2 separate regions of the Homo sapiens genome follow, and region 1 is linked to region 2. A link is a loop called in an ENCODE intact Hi-C map of the cell type or tissue named here. Cell type or tissue: PC-3. All regions are shown on one strand. Region 1 has its middle 150 kb from the start of LINC00845. Region 2 has its middle 170 kb from the start of TMEM26-AS1.

Evidence for each region. Peaks named below come from ENCODE experiments on the same cell type or tissue, not always from the same donor. Only the 100,000 strongest peaks of a DNase experiment are listed, where the experiment ranks them.
Region 1: a loop joins it to region 2, with 7 times the contacts of the local background. A loop is called at or near these places in 7 of 110 quality-filtered maps.

The regions. Positions count from the first base shown.
Region 1 is chr10:61,163,334-61,168,333 of GRCh38, reverse strand. No RefSeq gene overlaps it. Among named protein-coding and RNA genes, the nearest start is that of LINC00845, 150 kb to the right of the region's middle. In PC-3, CTCF peaks have their summits at 1,756 and 1,962 (motif pointing left); a DNase peak (open chromatin) is centred at 3,823.
Region 2 is chr10:61,281,622-61,286,621 of GRCh38, reverse strand. No RefSeq gene overlaps it. Among named protein-coding and RNA genes, the nearest start is that of TMEM26-AS1, 170 kb to the left of the region's middle. In PC-3, CTCF peaks have their summits at 1,954 and 2,153 (motif pointing right); a DNase peak (open chromatin) is centred at 2,171; H3K4me3 peaks cover 442 bases.

The DNA.
Region 1 (5,000 bases), 120 kb after region 2:
TTCAGCAAAATAAAAAAATAGAAGACATAAAGAAGAGCCAAATGGACATGTTAGAACTGAAAAATCCAATAATCAAAATTAAAAACTCAATGGATCGGCTAAATAGCGTAATGGTGCAGACAGAGGAAAAAAATCAGTTATACTGAATATAGAGCAACAGAAATGACCAAGTCTGAATAACAGAGCCAACATAAACTAACAAAAAAACTGAACAAATTCTGAGGGACCTGTGGGATTATAACAAAAGAGCTAACATTCATGTCATTGGAATACCAGGAGAGGAGAAAGAGGGTGGTGATTAAAAAAAAAAAAAGTAGACCAAAATTTGGCAAAAGTAATAAACAATAAATGAAAAGCCAAGTAAATCTCAAACAGGTTAAACCCAAACATCCATACGAAGACACATTATACTCAAACATCAGAAAAATAAAGGAAAAAGATCTTGAAATCAGCAGGAGGGAAAAGCCACCTTATCTATAGGATTAAAACAATTTAAATACAATGAATTTCTCACCAGAAACTAATTTAACAGAAAGGACAGAAAGAAATGATACATTTTTCAAGTGATGGAACAAAAGAACTGTCAATGCTAAATTCTATATTCAGCAAAATTATTTTTCAGGAATGAAGGGGAAATAAAGACCCTCTCAGATGAAGAAACACTAAGAGAATTTGTCACCAGTAGACCATTCCTAAAGGAAGTCCCTGAAACAGAAAGGAAGTGATTAAAGAAAGAATCTTGGAACATCAAAAAGAAATAACAGGAAGAACAGAAATATGGGTAAATAACGTACATTATTCTCTTCTTGACTTTTAGATTATAATTGATGGTTAAAGCAAAAGATATAAGTGTGGTGTGATTCTCAACATATATAGAGTAAATATATAAGGTAACTATATTATAAATAGAGGTTTATGAGGACTTTCATTAAAGGACTTTAATAGAGGTGAGGTTTGTACCCTTCATTCAAACTTGTCTGTATCTTGATAGCAGTGGTTGTTACATAAATTATACATATGATAAACTATCTCAGAACTACATGCACACATTTTACCAATGTCAGTTTCCTGCTTTTGGTATTGAACTATAGTTACATAAGATGATATAGATGAAATGTTCATGTCCCTCCCAAGTTCATATGCTGAAACTTAATTCCTCAATGTGATGGTATGAAGAGGTGGGGCCTTTGGGGGGTGATTAGTTCTGACAGTGGGTCTCTCATGAATAAGATTAGTGCCTTTATTTTTTTAAAAAATACAAAACAAAAAACCCCAGAGAGCTCCTTTGCACTTCTTCCATGTAAGTTTACAGGGAGAAGACAGTTGTTGACAATCCAGGAAGCAGGCCTTCATCAGACAACAAATCTTCTGGCACTTTGATTTTGGACTTCCCAGTCTCTAGAACCATGAGAAATAAACATCTGTTGTTTATAATCTACTCAGTTTATGGTAGTTTGTTATATCAGCCTGAACGGACTAAGATATAAACTATAACCACTGGAAGAAACTGGGTGAGGTGTTATCAGGACCTCACTATATTATCATTGTAACTTTCTGGAAATCTATAATTATTTTAAAAACTGTTTAATACTTTGCAATGATGAAAAAGTTCTGGAAATAGATAATGGTGATGATTGCACAACATTGTGAGTGTACTTAATGTCAGATTTGTATACTTAAAATGGTTAAAGTGGTAACTTTTATGTAATGTATATTTTTCTACATTTTAAAAAATGACTCTTCCTGATATTATCAAATTAAATCTCTTAGAAAATATGAAAATGATCTTGGTCAAAGACAACAAATGCTATGAGACTGCTGATCATGGAAGATTGATTCACTTGCCCTGTACATTTCATTCTTTCAGCATTTAACATTTTAAATGGATTCATTTTTTAGATTAAAAAAATCAAAAAGTAAACATTCCCATTCACCTCTCTTCTCCTCCTTAAAGATGTTTGGTGCCATCTGGTGATAAGGTAAAAAGATTGGGTTTCCAGAGGGATTAGTATAGGCTGCTTAAAGTAGTAAGTTAGCAGAGAGGTTTTTAACTTGCAGTGACAAATGGCTTTGGGCTATGATCAAGTTCTACAAATAGATTAAGCCCTTTTTCTTCTTAGAAATAAAACTGGCCTGTCAAGTCCTAAAAATAGGTTGCTAATCACCTGGCCTATTTTCTCACTGATTTTATTTTTTATTTTTTCTCTTGGCCAGAACTCAGTAATTCTTACCTAATTAAGAAATTAAGTGTAAAATTCTTTAATAGGAGCTATTTCCTTATAAATTGTCTCCTTTAATGTGTTTATAGTTTCTTATATCAAAAAGTACAACTGCAGAAGGAAATAAAATATCTAAGCAAACCCAGTCCCAAGGAAATGTCAACTGCCACAGGCAACTCGAAGCTCTTTCTTAAATTTTGTCTACCCCAGATTTTCCAGTAAATAAAAGCTTTTAATTTGAGATTAAATTTGATGTTGTTTGGACTTTCACAATTAACATTATTGAGTCTGTTAAAGAGCATTCTTGGAAAAATCTAATCTACCCGTTGCAAGAGAGCCTCTACTTCCAAGTCATCTAAGACTGTAGCAGAAACATCAACCTCTTCAAGGGGCCTCATGTTTTAGTGGCACATTTCTCTAAGCCCTTTTAGAAAAGAGAAGTTTTTCTGCCATTTGATTTTGTTCACTTAATTCATTTCCCTGTGAAGGCAAAGTCTTCACAATTTTCCAGGCAAAATGTCTGTGAGAACCAGCAGGGCATTTTATACCTCCTATGATGGAAAAAACACCACCAGCAATAATCGTTCTTTTATTTTATTTACGTGCCTTCTTGTTCCAGAATTTAAGGCAACTGTGGTACTAATAGGAGCTGCCATTTATTAAGTGTTCACCATGTGTCAGGGGCTACACTGGGCATTTTTATGTGGAGGTTAAGGGCACAGGTTCTGAAGCTAAACAGAACTACTTCAAATGCCCGTTCCACCACTTAGTACTTCTATAACCTCATGCAGGTTATTCTGTCTTTCTTAGCCTCTCCAATTGTAAAATGGGGAAAATTATCGTTCTTATCTCATAATGGTGAGGTTTAACTGAGATGCTGCAGATACTTTCACATAAGCCCTAACAGGTAGAAAGCACTCAGTAAAGGCACGTCTAATTAATACTAATTTAATCTTTGTAAGTTTACAAAATAATAGTGTTCTTCAACAGAACACAGGCTTAGAGAGAGTAGACAATTTTCCCTCAATAGGCAGGGTTTGAATCTGTGTTTCTCTGCCCTCACAGTCTATGATTCTTTCCTCACTGCTGTGATTCAATCTCTTTTATTCATTTTATTATTGACAGTAATGCTCATAACAGTCATGTTATTGGAGGTTAAAAAACAAACCCTAATATGGGTTTATTAGCTCTCACAACAGCTTTCTCTTCCAGGAATTTCCTGTCTCTACTAATTTTTCCTCTGTCTTTGGCAAAGTGAAGGCTCTGATGGCTGGATCACAAAATTTCATGAACTATGGTTGTGCTGAGAAGGAAAAAGCAGCAGGATTGCGGGGGTGGGGGTGGGGGAGCATCGGGGGACACCCAGAGCGTCAGATGCCTGGGCCAACTGCCTATGCTCAGTTAGTTCTCAGACTTTGCTAGCCCCGAGGCGGCAGGACTGGGCCCTCCACGTGTCCATTTGGCTGGAATACTGCTGCATTTAATCTGAGCTCTTTAGGTACACAACAGACATGGCTGCAAACTGCTGGTGCCACTCAAGTTGTTTTATTACATGGTATTGCTCAACAGGGTTGCCACACAAGACATGACTGCTGCCATTGAAACATTTTTAACCCTGCAATGGTTACTAAAGCTCATCTTCCCATTCTGACTACCTTTTCTAATTGTGACTCGCTTGTTTGTCTAGACCTTGTATATGTCATGTTTCACTTTTTCCTTTATTTAGTTGGATCAGCAAGATTTATTTCTTCTCCCTCCCTCTCTCTCACTCCCTCTTCCTCTTCCTGTTCTTCTTCTTCTCCTCCACTTTCTCCTCCTCCTTTATTATTACTATTATTTATTAGTATCACTATTATTATTATTATTGTTGCTACTAGGTTGTCTCATGCCTCTCTAAGCTCATCATTTCTCCTTGGAAGCTACTCTGAATATTTCCTAAAACTTCTTTTAAAATAGTTTTCCATTTAATAAGTAAGGTTGAAAACCCATGCCTGCAACTCTTCCTGTCTGGAGCAGGTTATTCAATTTCTCTTTTTTTAATGACACCTGTTGCCTGATAAAAATGTATTTCTACAACTAGTATAAGATTACCCCCTCACTAGTCTCAGTCTACCTGATTGAAAACTCCCATTTTAGTTGTATGGCTTTGGCTGTCACCTTTGTAAATTGCAGAGCTGGCTTCATGAGACACCACCGCAGCCAGGAATTCATTTCAAGCCAATATTTTTGGTGTGACCACATGTGGCTCTGTTCACTGAAACCTGCAAGAATGGGAATGTGGGCATTTTAAAATCTCACCATGCTTTCATCTCTCTTGCTGGGCTATCCTTTTGCTGACACGGACCATCATTTTCCCCTCACTCACTCAGCCTCTCTGATTTGCTTTCTACAACCCTACACATTTCTCATCAGCTTGTTGTGAGTTCTGACACATCCCAAGTAAATTATTTATTTTGACAGGTGTGTGTGTAATACACCTAATGTGGGATGAACCTAGGAGTCAGATAACCGGTTATTTCAGTCCTGGGAAACAACATCATTATCTTGTGAAATGTACTTTCAGCACTCAATCCTAGCAAGTAATGAATGATATTGTGTAACACGTTTGCGGCAATTACCTTCGGAAATGAAGACTCCCTTTGGTGCTATTGATAGAATGCAAGGTGAGATCCTTTTTCTTGTAGAAGCCAGGACTTCGGTGCGAGTCCAGCAATCAGGCAATGCAAGCATAGAACATCTATGACACTGAACTGGAGATAATGACCTGTCCACCCTTCTGCC
Region 2 (5,000 bases):
TCTACCACCTTACTACAATTACAAAGAGAATAAAACAAAACAAGAAGTGACACATAGGAAAGCATTTTGGAATGTTCAAAATAAAGTTACTAGTATATTTAGACTGTTTTAGCTGGAAGTGATTGCTTAGTTTCCTGATGTCAGGCACTATAATAAGCAATTTCCTGATACTCTCATTTAATCTTCATGAAATGCTCATGAAGCATATACTGTTATAATGCCTACTTCATATATTAGAAATGAAGCAACAGGGTCACAATTATAAAATGAAGGAGTTAAGATTTGGATTTGTCTAATATCAGAACTGTTAGAACCTGCCTCAGCTAGATTACAAGACATTTTCATGTAGCATGGGAAGGAAATGATCTGTAATATTACAGAGTGATCTCAAGGGTCAATCCTCAATGGATATGCCACGAATGTGGTGGTTGGCAGTCTCTGAGATGGCCCAAGGACTCTCATGTCTTAGTATTCATGCCCTTATATAATCTCCTCCCCACGAGTAGGGGGAGATTTCACGGGTAACTTCTAATGAAGAGAATACAGTAGAGGCGATGAGATACCACTTGCTAAGATAAGGTTATAAAAAGACTGTGGCTTTCATCTTGAGCCTTCTCTCTCACTCCCTGTGGATCACTTCATCCTGGGGAAAGCCAGCTGCCATGTGTGTGAAGCAGCCCTGTGGAGAAGCCCACGTGGTAGGGAGAGGAAGCCTGCCAATAGCCACGCAAATGAGCTTGGATGCAGATCTTCTGGGGACTGCCAACAGCCATATGAGTGATCTTGCAAGTTGATCCCGCCCCAGCTGAGCCTTGATGACTGTAGCCTTGGCCAAAATATTGACTTCAGCCTCATGAGAGATCCAGGTAACCTGCTTCTGGATTCCTGAACCACAGAAAGTCTGAGATAGCAAATGTTTATTATTTATTGTTTTCAGCCACTAAGTCTCATGCAGCAATAAATAACGAATATGAATGGTAACCAAATGACTGGCTGGAGAACTAGAACCTTTTCAAGCCTGCCTCCTTCAATTCATTCAACAAATACTTATTGAGATATTACATGCCAGGCATTAGATGTGGTTCCTGCCCTCAAACTGCTGATCTTCTGATGGGGCATGATGTGGTGGGAAAAATTTTTTTTAAAAATTAAAAATCAAAATTCCTTTTAAACTTCTGGAAAATGATTAGAAAGAGCAGAGATATGGAGCCAGCCAGAAGGGCTCCAATTGCAGTCTCCAGATATGGGTTTTTGGGCTAACAACTCCTTTGAGCTTCAGTTTCTTCATCTGCACAGATGAAAACTACTTCTGAAAAGTTTGTAGAATTAAATAAAATAATGTATTAAAAATACCTGGCATGATACCTGGCATATATTAGTGGCTCAACAAATGCCGATTCTATGAGTATTACTCTTCATCTTTTTAATGTAGGGAATAATCATTAGATTGTGCAGCGTTGTTGAGTGTGCATAAAGAGATAAGCACAGGGCATGATCCATTTTAGATGCAACCAGAGTATTTATTTCTGTTAGTTTCTGTGGACCCTATAAATTATGTTATGACCATAGGAGATGAAAATAATTTTATGAAGAACTTTTGAGGTTCTAATTTTTGTTTAAAATGGACACTTTACTTCTTAAACTGAGGATCTGGTTATTGTTTGTAAAAGATCTTACTATAAGCCAGTAGAAAGAATGGAAAACATGAGTAGGATGGGACATCTGGAATCAAACTTTAGATCACCATATGCAACAAAGTAGAGTGAAAATGGGATTGGAGATCAGAAATTCTGAATTCTTCCTTTGCCTCTGAGTGTCCACTGATGTCCATCACCAAAGGGAGGTGTCAAATAGTTCAGTTCCTTAGGATTATACAACTTGATGAAGGGTTATCATCACAATTATTATTTATAAAACCCATTTCTACTACAACATAACACCATGAAGGATTAGCATTTCTCATAAATTTTCAAGAATTTGACCAACTTGCATCAGTTGCATTAATCTAATATTTATTAAAATTTCTAAAGTAATATCTGAAATTGGAAAGACACATACACAAGCCCAATATCTCCCAAAAAGTGAAAAATCAGTGCTAGACTACATTGGATTTTATTTCTTGAGGAACTAAACATGACCACTAGATGGCACTGGAGTCTGATTTCATCTTTCTATTTCCAGAACAGTCCGTGGGAAAACAACGGTAAGGCTATCATAAATTTTCTGAGTCAGTTACTTGCTTATCTGATGTGGTACAAGATAAAAAACATTTTTGTATTATTTTTGAAGTTCCTAGTAATCCCGTCAATAAATAAACATAATGCCTACTCTTAATCGGAAGCCAACCGATCTCACAAGTGAGTTTCATCATCCTTTGAAGAGCTTCCTGTAAGTAAATTTAAGTTTCTACAAATGAAATAAATTATAATTTACAACCAAAAAGAAAGAAAGAAAGAAAGAGACATGATGTGCCTTTGCCAAAGCGCTGACTCCTGCTGTTAATTTCCTCTAGCAATTCAAATTTCAGTTATGAAACATCTAGGACGGTACCCAGAAATTCATTCAACAAATATTTATTGAGACTTCTAGGATTACAAGGCCCACATAGACACTGAGAGGCAGTGGACACCTGCATGGAGTTTATTTTCTAGGGGAAGAATCAGACAATAAGCAAATGAATAGATACAATAGTTTTATATGCTATGAAGAAAATCAGTGGGTAATGTGATAAAGATAAATAGGGGCAAGCTGAGGCACCTTTGATAAGGTATGCAGAAATCTTCTCTGAAAAGGTGTTAAGGTGGAACTAAAATGACAAGGTAGAGTCATTCATAGAAGGAAGTTTAGCCTGGTCAAGGAACCAAGAGGCAATGAATAGGAATTTGGAGAGGCAGGCAGGCCAGAACATGGAGTGACTTAGAGTTTGTATTCATCTTATTGTACAAGCCACTGAAAGGTTTTAAGCAAGCAAGTTGCACAATCTGATTACATTTTTAAAACATCATTCTGGCTGCTAGTGGGGAATGGATTGTGTGACACAGGGTAACACTAGCAAGTGCTTAATAAATGAATGAATGAATGAATAAATGATGGTGCCTACTATGTGCCTAGTACCAACAAGGTGCTTTTGATTCGCTGAAATTCACTTTACACATTATCACACTGATAGAGTTAGACACTCTTTAGGCAGGTTCTCAAATTTGAGGGTCCATCAGAATCACCTGCAGCACCTGTTAAAACACAGATGACTGGACCACATCTGTTATCATGTTCCCCTCCACCATCACTTCCTCCCGCCACAGCTTCTGATTCAGGAGATCTGGGGTGGGGCCAAGAATCTGCATTACTAACAAGTTTCCAGATGATGCTGATGTTACCAATGTGAGGACCACACTTGGAGAACCACTGCTGTAAGAGGCTGGGCATAAAATGCCAGCAGCTGTTAAAACAAGCAAAAATAGAGAGAACTTATTTTAGTTCTGTTACAGTTCAGCCTTCTGGGTGTTAGAGACCACATTCATTCCTTTCTTGTATTACTAAAGTGGGAAATATCGTTCATTTCCTGACCAAGGATGATGTCCCTTTCTCCCTTACTAACAGAGTTCGAGTGTTGTTCAAGATTATTATTGTGTCCAAGTTCACAGTTGAATCAGGATTCACTTGAACCAAATGTACCAATTGGTACCAAAGCTACCAATTGACTTGGTAGCTTTGCCAGATTAGATACTCACTATCTCAGCCTTTCTTGCATGGTCATGGGACAGAGGTCTGACCAAGAAAAAGTAATGGAAGCCTGTTGAAGATTCTGAGAAAGACTTTCCTTTTTAATAAAAAGGAGAGCAGTGAGAAAAAAGTATTTATTTGTAGGAGACAAATCAGTGAATATTCTCATGCATAAATTGCCACAATTTAAAAAATGTGAATACCTGTCAGTCATGGTGTGCTGGTAAATGTTAACAACAGGCTCTCGGCAATGACAGGGATAAATTGCTGATTTTCATAGTGTAAATGCTGCCACGATGGCTGATTTCAGGCTATGAATGTGAAATCACTGAACACGGAGTTGCAAATAGATGCTAACAATTGGCTCTCAAGAGCCAGTATGAGCCAGTTTCAGCAAACCATTGCTGGAGATTATAAACCTAAAGATATGGTGCATCTTTCTCTGAAATACAAGGTAAGTAAGGCTAATTGTTCATGTTCTTGGCACATATTCTCTCCTGAAATCCAGTTGCATAAACAGCTGAGAAGGTTCAAGCACAATGTTTAACACAAGAGAAGACAACCAGATTTTTGGTTGAAGGAAAGTTCCTTGCCATGACTATTTACATTTTGTTAAAATGTAAACCTAAAAGTAATTTCCTGCACAATTTTATGCATCATTATAGGAAGCGTTTTTGAAAATGGGGTCTGCCTAAGACTTCTCAACAAACAATACTTCTTATGCAGTTACCTACATTTCTCCTTAGTGTTAAAAGAAAATAAAAGCAAACTATTTATTTGGGGGTAACTCTGAGGAATTAACAGGTTCAGTTCCTTCCGTAGAGCAGTTGTCAATGTCCTCTCCTTACTACATCCCAGTAGTCACTTAAGCATCTGCTCAGCTACTGTGCAAGGTTCCAAGGTCTTACAACAAATTTTAGCAAACGCTTCCTGTCCGTTACCTGACATCGCACTCTGCCCTCTAGTCAAAATGTTTTTTCTCAGGTCCTCTCTACCCTTGATGTGATGCCTTAGGATGAATAGTTTCTCACCTGGAACAGCTCATCGCCTCTTTCAGGTTTTCCCAAACTTCTTGGATTGCAAGAACAACTTGGGGAAGTTACAAATACAGATTCCTGAACCTCATCCCCTGATCTACTTAATCAGACTCTCCAAGAGAAGGAGCCTGGAAATATGTACTTTTTAGCAAATGTCCAGATAATTTTTCATCATGCAATTTTCAAAGAACCCTACCTTATCTGTCTTCTTCTTATTGCTCAATTCTCAGCTTAACCATT